Linked DNA regions of Homo sapiens: region 2 is linked to region 1. A link is a contact called in ENCODE Hi-C or POLR2A ChIA-PET data. All regions are on one chromosome and are shown on one strand. The core of a region is the stretch at or near the end of the contact, and the rest is flanking DNA. Distances in the headings are between cores, read along the strand shown. Region 1 overlaps ATG7 (autophagy related 7). Region 2 overlaps VGLL4 (vestigial like family member 4).

Region 1 (6,114 bases), core at 2,938-5,437:
CTCCCGCCTGGGGATGCTCACAGTGCTTGCCCCCGCCCACCCCTGTCCTTCTGGGCCCTGGAGTCCAAGGGCCTGACGTGCTGGAGTCCTCAGAAGCCAGCTGGGCCGAGGGGCCCGCCCTTGACTGTGTGTGTCTCAGGTATTATGGTCACACCAAAAATCCCCCTTTCTTTTCTGCCCTATGGAATCATATCCAGAACAGATGGTTCTGAATCATTGTTCCTGCAAAGCCTCTCTACTAGACCAGGCTCTGAGCCGGGGCTGGGGATACAGTGGTGACCAGACAGACCAGGCCCTACCCTCACGCAGCACGCAGTCCCCTGGGGAAGTCAGATGCACAGACTACAAGGTGACAGCAAATTATGGTGGGGTCGCAGGAGGAACCAAGAGGGCTGAGAATAAGGTAGGCCAGCAGGGAAGTCGCTGCAGACCCAGCGGAGCCAGCTGTGTGGGAGGGGCTGCGGAGAGGAGCTTTCTAAGCCAAAGAAGCCTGTGAAAAGGCTGAGCAAGGGGAGAGCCAGGAGGCTGCGGCCGCTGGAATCTGGTGGGCCAGAGAGAGGGTGCCGGGGTGGGGAGCTTGGAGGGGTGTGCAGGGCCAGGGCTGGGGGCCTAGGGCCCTGAAGAGTTTGGACTTCACTCTCCCTCTGTGCAAGGGGAAGATTTTGAAGGCTGCAAAACTTGGGAAAGATGATGGGATTGTTTTTTTGAGAAATTCAGTCTGATGCCCTGTGGGTGGAACAGTGCCAGAGGCTTATGGACACCCCAGAAGAACCACGGTGACGGATACCTGTGGGGACAACAGATCCTTCTCTTGTGGGCATCGAGAGCCTGCGCAGTGACCCTGGAGCGAGCCCTGCCTCCCATCCTCGGCTCCCGGCTGGAGAGTCTCCACGGCCTGCAGCCGCTCCTTCCTCTCTGCTCTTTCCTGCCCCTGCCAGGCCACCTCCCTGTCTCTTCTTGTCCATAAACCTGACCTAGGACTTCACGGACCAAGCCCTAACCCACAGCCTTCTGGCCTTGGCAGCCCCGCCAGCCCTGTCCCCTCTCTGGGCCTCGGGGCTGTGCTTGGGCTCCGTGTCCCGAGCAGCCCTGCCAGGCCTAGCTCTCCTGGGCGTGTGTCTCTCTGTTGTCAGCCCCCCTGGCGGTTCTTCCTTGGAATCATCTTCTGGATGTCCCCTCTCCTTTTTCTCCTCTAGTCCCTGTAGCCACCCCCTGGCAGTGCTCAGTAAGGGCTAGCAAACTAGCAGCCTCCTGCAGAAGAAGTGGGGGTTAGCACCCCCATACCCCCATTGTTTCCCGGAGGCATTTTGGGAGGCCAAGCCAGAGGATTGCTTAAGCCTAGGAGTTTAAGACCAGCCTGGGCAACATAGGGAGACCCCATCTCCACAAAATATAAAAAATTAGCTGGTTGTGGTGGCATATGCCTGTAGTCCCAACTACTAAGGAGGCTGAGGTAGGAGGATTGCTTGAGCCTGGGAGGTCAAGGCTGCAGTGAGTTATAGATGGCACCACACTCCAGCCTGGGTGACAGAGTGAGGCCCTGTCTCAAAAAGTAAAGAAATGCCAAAACTGGATTTTTTTTTTTTTTTTTTTTTTTTTTTGAGATGGAGTCCTGCTCTGTCACCCAGGCTGGAGTGCAGTGGCGTAATCTCGGTTCACTGCAACCTCTTCCTTCCGGGTTCAAGCAATTTTCCTGCCTCAGCCTCCCGAGTAGCTGGGATTACAAGCACATGCCACCATGCCCAGCTAAGTTTTGTATTTTTAGTAGAGAGGGGGTTTTGCCATGTTGGCCAAGCTGGTCTCGAACTCCTGACCTCAGGTGATCCGCCTGACTTGGCTTCCCAAAATGTTGGGATTACAGGCGTGAGCCACTGCGCCCAGCCTTATTTTAAATGTTTACATTTAACAAATGAACGCTTTTAACGGACACACAGAAATATAATTGTGCCATTCCCAAGGTAATTACAGTGTTTATAAAAGAAGAACCTTAGTTCATGGCATGCTTCAGGCAGTGTGGTCCAGAAATGGGACCCAAGTTTGAAATTGGATGATGAGGGCTCCTTTCAAACTCGTCTGTCTCCTTTGGAGAGAGTTAAACCTCAAGGCCCTTTGGGTGTGTGTGGTCCAGGCTGAGCCTTCTCCCTCATTCCTTGTGATGGGCCCAATTGAAAGGTCCCTCTTCCCCTAATGCAGAGTGGCAGCCCATCCCTGCCCTCTTCCATTGCAGGGCAGCGGCCAGTGGGGAGCGCTGAGGTGCTCAGGTCAGGCTGACCAGAGGGGCTGAGCCCACCCTTGCCAGCGGAGAGCAGCACAGGCTGATGCCATCCTCTCCCTAACTGTCCAAGCCATGGGCTCTGCCTTCTGAACTGGGTCATACCAAGGTGGGGACTTGGGAGCCAGGTCAGGAGCTGGCCTGTCCTTTCGGCTGCCCAGGTTTATTCATGGTGCTGGTGGGTGTGTGCTGTTGCTCTTGGGCACCTATTGTGCATTTGCGTGACAGGCGGTGAATGGAAGAGTGTCTGGGGCCCAGAGGGCAGAATCAGAGACTGTCCTTAATCGTCTTTAGAGGGAATTATGTTTAACAGGAAGTAGTGAGAGAAAGTGGAAAAGGCCTCTTCCTTCGCCCTTGCTAGCTTGGTCTCCTTGACAAGTTCTGCTGTTTTCTCTGTGCTTCAGTCCCCTACTTTGTAAAATGGGGGCAAACATGTGACACCATTGTCCTCAGGGCTGCCGGGAAGAGAGTGGAGGCAGGGGTTTGAGTGACATTCCCCTGTGTGGACAGACCACGTTTCATTTATTCATCAGTTGGTGGAAACTGGATTGTTTCCACTCGTTTCCTATTATGAATTCCACGTTTAACTTTTATGAATACTTTCCTATGAATACTACTGTGTTTGTGTACAAGTTTTTATGTGGACACGTTGTCATTTCTCTTGGGCAGTTACCTAGGACTGGAATTGTTGTACCATATGGTAACTGTGTTTAATTTTTGGGGTAAACTGCCAGCTGTTTTTTATGAGGTGGCTGAACCATTTCACATTTCCAGCAGCAACGTATGAAGGTTCTAGTTTGTCCACATCCTTGTCAACACTTACTATGATCTGGCTTTTTCACTGCAGCCATCCTAGTGGGTGTGAAGTGGTAGCTTATGGTTTTGATTCACATTTTCCTGATGACTAATTATGTTTGAGTATCATTTCATGTGCTTCTTAGCAATTTGTGTCTTTTTCTGGAGAAATGTCTATCCAACATCTTTGCCCCTTTTTTTGTTTTGTTTTGTTTTTGAAACAGGGTCTTGCTGGAGTGTAAGTGGCATGGTCATGGCTCACTGTAGCCTTGACCTCCTGGGCTCAAGGGATCCTCCCACCTCAGCCTCCAGAGTAGCTGGGACTATAGGTGTGCACCACCACACCCAACTAGTTTTTAAATTTTTTTGATAGAGACAGGATTTCCCTGTGTTTTCCAGGCTGGTCTTGAACTCCTGGGCTCAAGTGACCTTCCCACCTTGGCCTCCCAAAGTGCTGAAATTACAGGCATGAGCCACCACGCTTGGACTTTTGCCACATTTTTAAATTGTGTTTTCTTTTTATTATTGCGTTGTAAATGGCCTTTGTATTTTTTCTTTAATTTCTTAAAGATGGGGTCTCACTATGTTGCCCAGGCTGGTCTCAAACTCCTGTCTTTATATATTCTAGATACAAGTCTCTTATCAGATACATGATGTGCAATTATTTTCTCTCATTCTGTGGCTATCTTTTCTCTTTCTTAATAGTGTCCTTGGAAGCACAAAAATTTTAAATTTTGACTAACTCCAGTTTACTTATTTTGTTGTTGCTTGTATTTTTGGTTTCCTTTTTTAGTCTTTAAAATATATAAGATATATGATTCAAAATTAAAAGGCATGCTCAGAGCAGTCTCGCCTTCATCCCCACCTGCCCTCTATAGGGAGGCATTTAAATTAATTTCTCCTTTTATCGTTCCTGTGTTTATATTTGCAAAATTAAAAACCTTTTTTTCTTAAACAAAGGTGGTATGCTACAGATACTCTGCATTTCTTTCTTCTTTTCTTTCACTAAAGAAATCCCGGAACTGAGCCCCCGTATCAGCCGATTGAACTCACTGTGTTTCAGGGCCACAGTAGTCCAGGTGTGGATGTGCATCAAATGGTTTAGTCAGCTGGTTCCCCGCTGAGGGCCTCTTGGGCCTGTTCCCAGTCTTTTCCTGTAAGAGATCATGCAGCAGGGGATAATATCCTTTCGTATAGTGGAGGTGTGTCTTCAGGACAGACTCCTAAAAGTGAGACGGCCGGGTCAAAAGTTAAGCCGTAGGAATCGTGGCTGTTGCCAGATTGTCCTCTGCAGGGGTTGGACTGCTCTGTGTGTCACCAGGGAGGTATGAGAGTGGTTCCACCACAGGCTCACAAACAGAACATATTGTGAAGCAGTGAGGTTCTTGCCAGCGTTATCTCAGTGCAGCTTTTTTTTTTTCAATCAGCTGTATTGTGTGATTTACATACAATGAAATACACCCACTTTAAGTGTCCAGTTTGTTGAGTTGTGACAAATTATCTACTTCCTGTCACCACAGATGGGTTTTTGCCCTTGTAGGATTTCATATAAATGAAATATGAAGTATGATGTCTTCTGTGTTAGGGTTGTTTTCTTAAAAACTGTATATATTCAAAGTGTGTAAGGTATCTTTATATCACATAGTGAAATGGTTACTACAGTCAAGGAAATTAACACATCTGTGAACTCCCATAGCATGTGGTGAGAGCACCTAAAATCTACTCTTAGCAAATTTCCAGTGTACAGTCCAGCATGATTAACAGTAGTCCTGTGCTGTATATCAGACCTCCAGACTATTCATACTACGTAACTGCCACCTTGTACCCCTCGTACCCTTCGACCCCATTCCCCACCCCTTCCAGTTGGGCTTCCTTGACCCAGGATAAAGACACTGAGATTCATATGTGTTGTCGCACCCATCAGTAGTTTAATGGCTTAGGAGTATCCACTGTACGGATACACCACAATTTCTCTGCTTTCCCGTTGATGATCATTTGTGTGGTTTCTAGTTTGTACCTATTCTGAGTAAGACTGCTGCGGACATTCTGGCTCAAGTTTTTCTGTGGACATGTGTTTTCGTTTCTTTGGAGTAAACAGGAGTGGAATGGCTGGATCACATGGTGAGCGCACACTTAAACAGTCACTAGACCTTCCTCCAAAGTGGTTTTGCCAGTTTCCATCCCCACTAGGAGCAGTGTGTGGGCCCTTCCTGCCCCACATCCTCACAGACATCGGGCATCGCTGGCCTTTAGCTTCAGCTCTCCGAGGAGGTGGGGTGCACTGTCTCTTTATGGTTTTGATTTGCATTTCCCTGAGGACTGCAAACTGCACGTCTTTTCTTATTTGCCATTATATTTCCTCTTTGGTGAAGTTTCTCTTCCAATCTTTTCCCCAAAAATCAAGTTTTTGTCTCTTTATTATTAAGTTGTAAGAGTTCTCTTTATTTTCTAAATACAAGTTCTTTTAATATAGAGATATTTTCTCCTAGTCTGCAACTTGCCTTTTCATTTTCTCAGTGGTATCCTTCCAAGATCAGAAATTTTAATTCTTGTGAAATGCAAACCCATTTTTTTTTCTGGTTAGTACTTTTTGTGTCTTAAGAAACCTTTGCATTTCCTTTATTATGAGTAGGGCTGTGCATCTTTTTTTTTCTGTTTAAGGGCCATTTGCTTATTTTTTCTGAGAACTGGCCGTGTCTTTGTCCACTTTTTAAAAATTTGGTCTATTGGTCTTTCTCTTCTTGAATTTTATTTATTTCTTTGAGACAGGGTCTCACTCTCTGTTGCCCAGGCTGGAGTGCAGTGGTGCAGTCACAGCTCACTGCGGCCTCTACCTCCCAAGCTCACACCATCCTCCTATCTCCTGAGTTGCTGGGACTACAGACACATGCCACTATGCCTGGCTCATTTTTAAAAAATTATTGTAGAGAAAGGGTCTCCTTATGTTGCCCAGGCTGGTCTTGAACTCCTGGGCTCAAGTGATCCTCCCGCCTCAGCCTCCCAAAGTGCTGGGATTATAGGCATGCCTGGCCTCTCTTCTTGATTTC
Region 2 (6,688 bases), core at 3,150-5,649, 76 kb after region 1:
CCGCTAAAGTAAACATTGATCATACGTAAAACCTTTGCTTGCACCTCTTCCAATCAGACCTGCCACTACCAAAACTCTCCTTCTCTATGGAAATTCCAGAGCTACCTTTTCTACTGAGCCACGCTAAATAAAGAGCTGGGACTTACTTCGCGGAAAATTTGGGAGCCAATGACAACATTCAGGCTGGACAACAATAAATTCACAACTCCCCTTGGCCATCTCTGTCCTGGGCCCTTGCTGACCGGCTCCACCTGGAATTCCATCCCCTCCTTCCCTCTCACCCCCAGGACCCGACCGTCCCACCCTGTGTGCACATATCATGCTCTGTAAAGATCATCTGAATGTACACGTAGGATGTCAGTTTGCTTCTTGTAAGATAGCTAGTACTGATTATAAAGAAAACAACAATTCCAGATTGTCAGCTCCTCAAGAAGGGCCCTGGGTGGGGTGTCCAGAGAGCAGCAGTGAATGCCCCTTACCACCAGACACAAAGCCTGGCACTCAGGTGTTCTCTGAATGACCGATAGGTGCCATTAGTAAGATTTATAATTGAGCTAATACTTTGCACAATATTTTAATGTAAGCAAATGCACACACACAAAGAACTTTGCAAAGAATGGAATGAATGGAGCAACAATATTCTCCACATTAAGTCTCCAACTTTTATAATAGCTTTATTGACATATAATTCACATGCCATATAATTCACCCATTAAAGTGTCTGACTCAATGTGTTTATAATTGTGGGGCTGTGCAACAATCACCATGATCTAATTTTAGGACATTTCTTCACCCCGAAAAGAAACCCATACCCATTAGCAGTCACTCCCCATATTCTCCTCTCTCCAATGCCTAGCAACCACTAACCTACTTTCTGTCTCTATAGACTTGCCGATTCCAGACATCTCATATAAACTCAATCATATAATGATTTGGTGTCTTTTGTGTCTGGTTCTTTCACTCATAATGTTTTAAAAGTTCATCCATGTTGTAACGTATGTCAGTACTATATTTCTTCATATTGCCAAATAATATTTCATCGTATGGAGAAACCGCATTTTATCCATTCATCAGCTGATGGGTATTTGGATTGCTTCTACTTTTTGGCTATTATAAATAATACTTCTATGGACATTTGTGGACAGATTTTTACAGGGATGTTTTCAATTCTCCAGTATGTACCTAGGAGTAGAATTGCTGGGTCAAATGGTAACTCTATGTTTAACATTTCGAGCAACTGCAAAACTGTTTCCAAAACAGCTACACCATTTTACATTCCCACCAGCAACGTATGAGGCATTCCAATTTCTCCACATCCTCACCAACACTTGTTATTGTCTTTTTTATTTCAACCATCCATAGTAGGCAGACCTCACTGTGGTTTTGATTTTCATTTTCCTAATGATGTTGAGCATATTTTTCTGCAATTCTTGGCCATTTATCTTCTTTGGAGAATTGTCTATTCAAATCCTTTGCCCATTTTTAAATAAGATTATCTGCCTTTGTACTGTTGAGATGTAAGAGTTCTATACATCTCAATACAGGTCCCTTCTCAGACACATGATTTATAAAAATATTTTCCCATTCTATGAGTTGTCTTTTCCTTCAAATCTATTATTATAGTTACCTACAGCCTTCAGAGGTACCAACAAGAAACCTTTACAAAAACCTAACCTTCATCTTACATCTTTTACAAAGCTTACGAATTTGATTACAAATGTTCTTCTAAATGCCATTATCTTCCCATCCGGTTTCTTGATAAGCCAGCCTATGCTGAAGCCCCAGCCATTGCTAGATACCCACCACCGATAGCTGGGTAGCAAACTCCTGGATAATAAATAACAGTGATATTTACCACTGACATTCTGGCATTTCAGAAATTCAATCTGTCTTCCCAATGCCTTATTTTAATGGTTTTTACAAAAAAAAAAAAATCATACTATTACTAGATGGCAGAACCTAATGTGTGTTTGGCCAGCCTATTTTCTTTAAAGCCATGCTGACAATGATTGTTAAAACTGCTCCCATGCTAGAATGCTCCTCAATTGTTTCCGTCTTGACACAAGGTCAATGGGGACTAGAGTAATGAAGAAATAAAGCAAAACTGAAACATTTTAATTTGGGGTCTACAAGACTATATTAACTTCTAGCAAATTAAATGGATGAGTGGTTTGCAGCCACTGACATTTATATTTCACGATTAGTTCTCTAGGCCCCTTATTCTCTCTGCGCCATTAACCTTTAGGGTGTAGCTCTTTGTCAGTCTCACTTCAATTATGCTTTCGAGGGATTATAGAATTAGCAATTCCAGTTTTGATGGCACGAGCTCTGTCAAATCAGAGAGACAGATGTGAGCTCATGTAACTGAGAGGCTTCCATCTGTTGGACTGAGAACTGAAACCTGGAAAGGCTCTTGTATTTCCTTTCTTACGCTTCCTTGGGCTGTTCCAGCTTGGAATTACCCATTTACTTACATACTTGGTATTTGAGCAAATATCTTAAATAGCTGAGGTAGCAACCTTTCTTGCCAAAGGTGGATGGCTACTCACCATCCACCTTTTAGTTATGGATTCCAATGCTGGTGACAGAGGAGAAAGTGATGTCACCTCATACATATCCAAATCCTAGCATCCACAGGAACCCACACAGAATCAAAGCCCCTCACTAAGTTAACAGGTCATCCACTGGGATCACATCAAGGCTCTGTCGACTGGCTGGAAGGAACAGAAGGAAGAGCCCATGGAACAGAAGCAGCAAAGGATTTTATTTTCAGCAGAGTGAAAATTAGGTGTTGTATACTAAAGAGAAATTAGTCATCCTTTGGTATATATACTCAGGGGATTGGTTCCAGGAATCCCACCAATGGCAAAATCCACACATACCCAAGTCTCAAAGTCCACTCTGCAGAGCCCGCTTATAGGAGAAGCTGGGCCTCTACACACATGGGTTTCACATCCTGCAATATTTTCTGTCTGCAATTGGTTGAAAAAAAATCCTGAGTCGAAGTGGACCCTCGAAGTTCAGATGGTATTGTTCAAGGGTCAGCTGTGTATTCTTTCTGTCAGGGTTTTCTGTAAGTTGGGAATGCTGAAAATTTCTACAACTGTCTAGGTCTAACTGTCTGCAGGTGACAAATGTATTTCTGAAAATTAGATAGTAAATTAAACCTGATCGTGATTTAAAGGCTCTGCTGAGCTCATATGTAAAGCAAAAGTGGTTCTCAGTTTAATTTCACCAATCTGTGAAAATTTTCTTTTTTTTTTTTTGAGTCAGGATCTCTGTCACCTAGGTTGGAGTGCAGTGGTGCCATCATAATTCATTGCAGCCTCAACCTCCCAGGCTCAAGTGATCCTCCCACCTCAACCTCCCGAGCAGCTGGGACTACAAGTGCCCTCCACCACGCTTGGTTAATTTTTTGTATTTTTTGTAGAGATGGGGTTTTACCATGTTGCCCAGGCTGGTCTCGAACTCCTGGGCTCAAGTGATCCTCCCACCTCTGTCTCCCAAAGTGCTGGGATTACAGGCATGAGCCACAGCACCGGGGCAAATTTTCCTTATTGTTTTTCATCCAGCCACTCCTATTTCATGTCTAGTACAATGCTTTCCAAAGTGAGTTCCTGGATGACCTACGTCAGAATCACCTAAAAGACTTATTTAAAACACATATTCCTAGGTCTGGCTCCAGTCCTAATAAAAAGTTGTCCAGGGACCCCCACGATATGTCATTTTAGCGTGCCCCAAGAGGTGTCTCTTCTCATGCCTCTTCCACTTTCACAACTGATCAATACCAAGATCAGCCAACACCACATCAGACATTTCTAAGGACGTGTCAGCAGTGACGTGGCACATGGGAGAACTGATGATGTATCTCAGTACTCACATCCACTCAGGAAATGCCTGATGAACGAGTTTCAGAAAGCAAGATTTAGGCCGTCCTGGTTACCTCCTGCCAGCACTAACACGTGAAACAGCTCAAGACCAGCTTTAGGAGGGCTCACCTCTATTTTCAAATAATGACGTCTTTCTCTAATTTTTTTTTTAATGTTTGCCTCTTGAGAGATCAGGGACTTCATTAAGTAACCCTCCCATGCCTCAGTTTCCCCATATGGAAAATAGCTATACTATCTGCTGCCTTCTATTCCTATAAGGCATACAGTCATATACTTCCTATTTGTCTTTTGCACAACAAAACAACTCATTCCCCAAAAGCTTTGAATTAGGCTTGCAAACATAGTCCTTAACTACCAAACTGTAAATTTCTCAAAGTCTAGAAAAATGAGAGGGGCAAGGAAAGAAACAAAAAGAAACTTAGGCTTAACTGTACCAGCTAGTCTCAACTTGATCCGAAGGAACACTGCTAGCATTCTCTCAGCTAGCTTCTCACGATTACATTTAAAACCACCACAAAGCCACCACGATCACGCTCTGAGAGGCCGCCGCAGGTAAACAGAGGGATAGGGTAGGAACAGCCCAGCATAACTGACAATGCTCTTTAGGGGATCTGCAGATCTGCCTTCTCAAACATCTCATTTCACTTCATGAATATTTACAAAATATTTGCAAAAGAAGAACTAAGGCAATGAACATGTCCAGAAAGAACCACATGCTAACTTCTAAAGGTTTCTCTCTCCAAAAATTCAGTAGTGCCAGAGGCCTGTTCTTTTGTCCCAGGTTGTTTTTCAAGTGCTACCTCATGACAGAATGGATCACTCATAATAACTAGATGTTAGCATCTGTGTCACATAATTCATCTCTGGCAGTCCACTTCTTTTAAATCCTAATAGTAGGCCTCCTAAATAGGATTGCTAGCATTTGGCATCTCATTTGCCTCTATGACAACAAAACTCTAGAAGACGTAGTTTATAATACATTATGGTTTCAGCTGAATGACATTTGGTTCTAAGGTCTTTGAAAGTACAAGTTTGAAAATGCCAAATTTTATCTATATCCATATCTATAGCTCCATCTGAAATTAGACAGATTACCAAACAGAAAATGTCACTCAGATTCTAAAAATAAACCATGCTATTGCTCCAGACAGGTTACACCAGAGGGTTAGGACCATGACATTTTGCTGGGGTTCAAGTGCAAATCAGCAAACAAAATGGCATGTTTTTCTCTTCCTTTTTCACAGCTAAAGATTAGTGAAGGCAGCATTGTAGTCTGTGTAACTGCTCAACCCAACCTTTATCCAGGAGCTAGTATTGCTTCTTTAAAAACATTTTTTTTTTTTGTAAATAAAATGTGGTACAGCCATACAAGGAACTACTACTCAGCAATAAAAAGGAATGAAGTAACAAAAGACCAAATATTGTATTATTCCATTTATATGAAATGCCCAGAATAAGCAGATCTATATAGACAGAAAGTAGATCTGTGGCTGCCAGGGACCAGCAGGACGGGGGAATGGAGAGTGAAACGGGTCAAGGTTTCTTCCGGGAGTGATGAAAATGTTCTAAACTTTGATCCCAGTGATAACTGTACAACTCTGTGAATATATTAAATACCATTAAATTGTATAATTTAAACGAATGAATGGCATGGTGTACGAATTATATCTCAGCAAAGCTGTTAAAAATCTTAACTTAAAGAAACTATCATCTTTTAAAAGCTATAGCAGAAAGAGAGCCAGCACTGGAGAGAGTAAATATGGTGGCTTTTCACCTTTCCAAGAATCTCAATGAGCCCTGGGCATTGCAAAAATTAGTCAAGCAACTGTCACAACTGCAGTGGTAACCAAATACGGAAGCTGAATCAAATACGGAAAGGAAATTCTTTTGAACTCAAAGACACAACCTTTCCAAAAAAATACACTGCAAGCACACAAACAGACCACACAAAGTCAAAACAAAACAAGTACCTGTGTGGGTGGAAATGTATCCAAGTGCCACTCTTTTCTTCAAGTCTTTCATTCTCCTCTTATTACTTCAAAGATAAGCCCTGGATGGGCAGGAACTAAGTTGTTTTGGTTTTTTCTCATGACACAAAAGATCTGGCAGAGCTGGAGATTTCATTACCTTGAAAGGCAGTAATATTTGAAGGTACCATGACTATTCCCTGAACAGTGCTCTAAACACATTGTGGTGGCTAAGAGCTATGGTTATCCCACCTCTTCAATGAGAATGGGGCATTCATTCTACAGAAAGCCACTTACAGACAAAATGGGTATCACATCATCCATAAAATGAAGTAAAGAACAGTTGGCTGAAACTTCCCAAACAGCCCGTTACTCCATGTGATATAAATGGGTTTGCAAAGCTCAACAAAGGAAGACAAGCACTAGGAAGGCAAAGCCAGTCTTCCTAGCATGATAACCAAAAGTGTCTCAGCCCTCTAAAGAGCTCTAGGATCTCAAATCATGTGCACAATACAGAGAAGTGCTAATGGTGGAAGGGATGCACAAGAGATGGTAGATGTCTTGCCCTCAAGGAATTCATATTTTAGATAGGGTGGCTGGGGGTGGGGGTGGGGGGCAGTGAAACTGGATTATTTTTTGGCAAACATGCAAACGAGTGTTATCACTTAAATGTAGTCATACTAGAATGACTTGACCCTATTCCAAATAAAATTGCCACTGATTAAAAGACACTTGCAAACTCCACTTGTGGAACTGGCTTCAGAATGACAGAGAAAAAACTAGCTCTTCACTTTATAGGCATACTTATGTATAAGTATGGCAAGGAGTAAG

What was found. Hi-C counts contacts between places; a loop is a spot of excess contacts on that map. ChIA-PET counts read pairs that join two places held with the same protein, here RNA polymerase II (POLR2A). Pooled maps may share reads with other maps.
Region 2: a pooled map shows a loop between it and region 1 (4-fold over the local background). The contact joins two enhancer-like sites. A Hi-C loop is called at or near these places in 4 of 50 pooled maps. POLR2A ChIA-PET finds 5 or more read pairs at or near these places in 12 of 52 experiments (A673, AG04449, BJ and 8 more).

The regions. Positions count from the first base shown.
Region 1 is chr3:11,544,589-11,550,702 of GRCh38, forward strand. All of the region lies in intron 20 of ATG7 (autophagy related 7), which reads left to right. Among named protein-coding and RNA genes, the nearest start is that of VGLL4, 96 kb to the right of the region's middle. RefSeq lists enhancers at 421-988, 1,765-2,266, 2,267-2,766. Within about 2 kb of position 4,188, at least 7 of the 41 ENCODE cell types and tissues checked have a DNase peak (open chromatin) inside an H3K27ac peak, as active enhancers do.
Region 2 is chr3:11,620,497-11,627,184 of GRCh38, forward strand. All of the region lies in intron 1 of VGLL4 (vestigial like family member 4), which reads right to left. Among named protein-coding and RNA genes, the nearest start is that of VGLL4, 20 kb to the right of the region's middle. RefSeq lists an enhancer at 3,960-4,009. Within about 2 kb of position 4,400, at least 4 of the 41 ENCODE cell types and tissues checked have a DNase peak (open chromatin) inside an H3K27ac peak, as active enhancers do.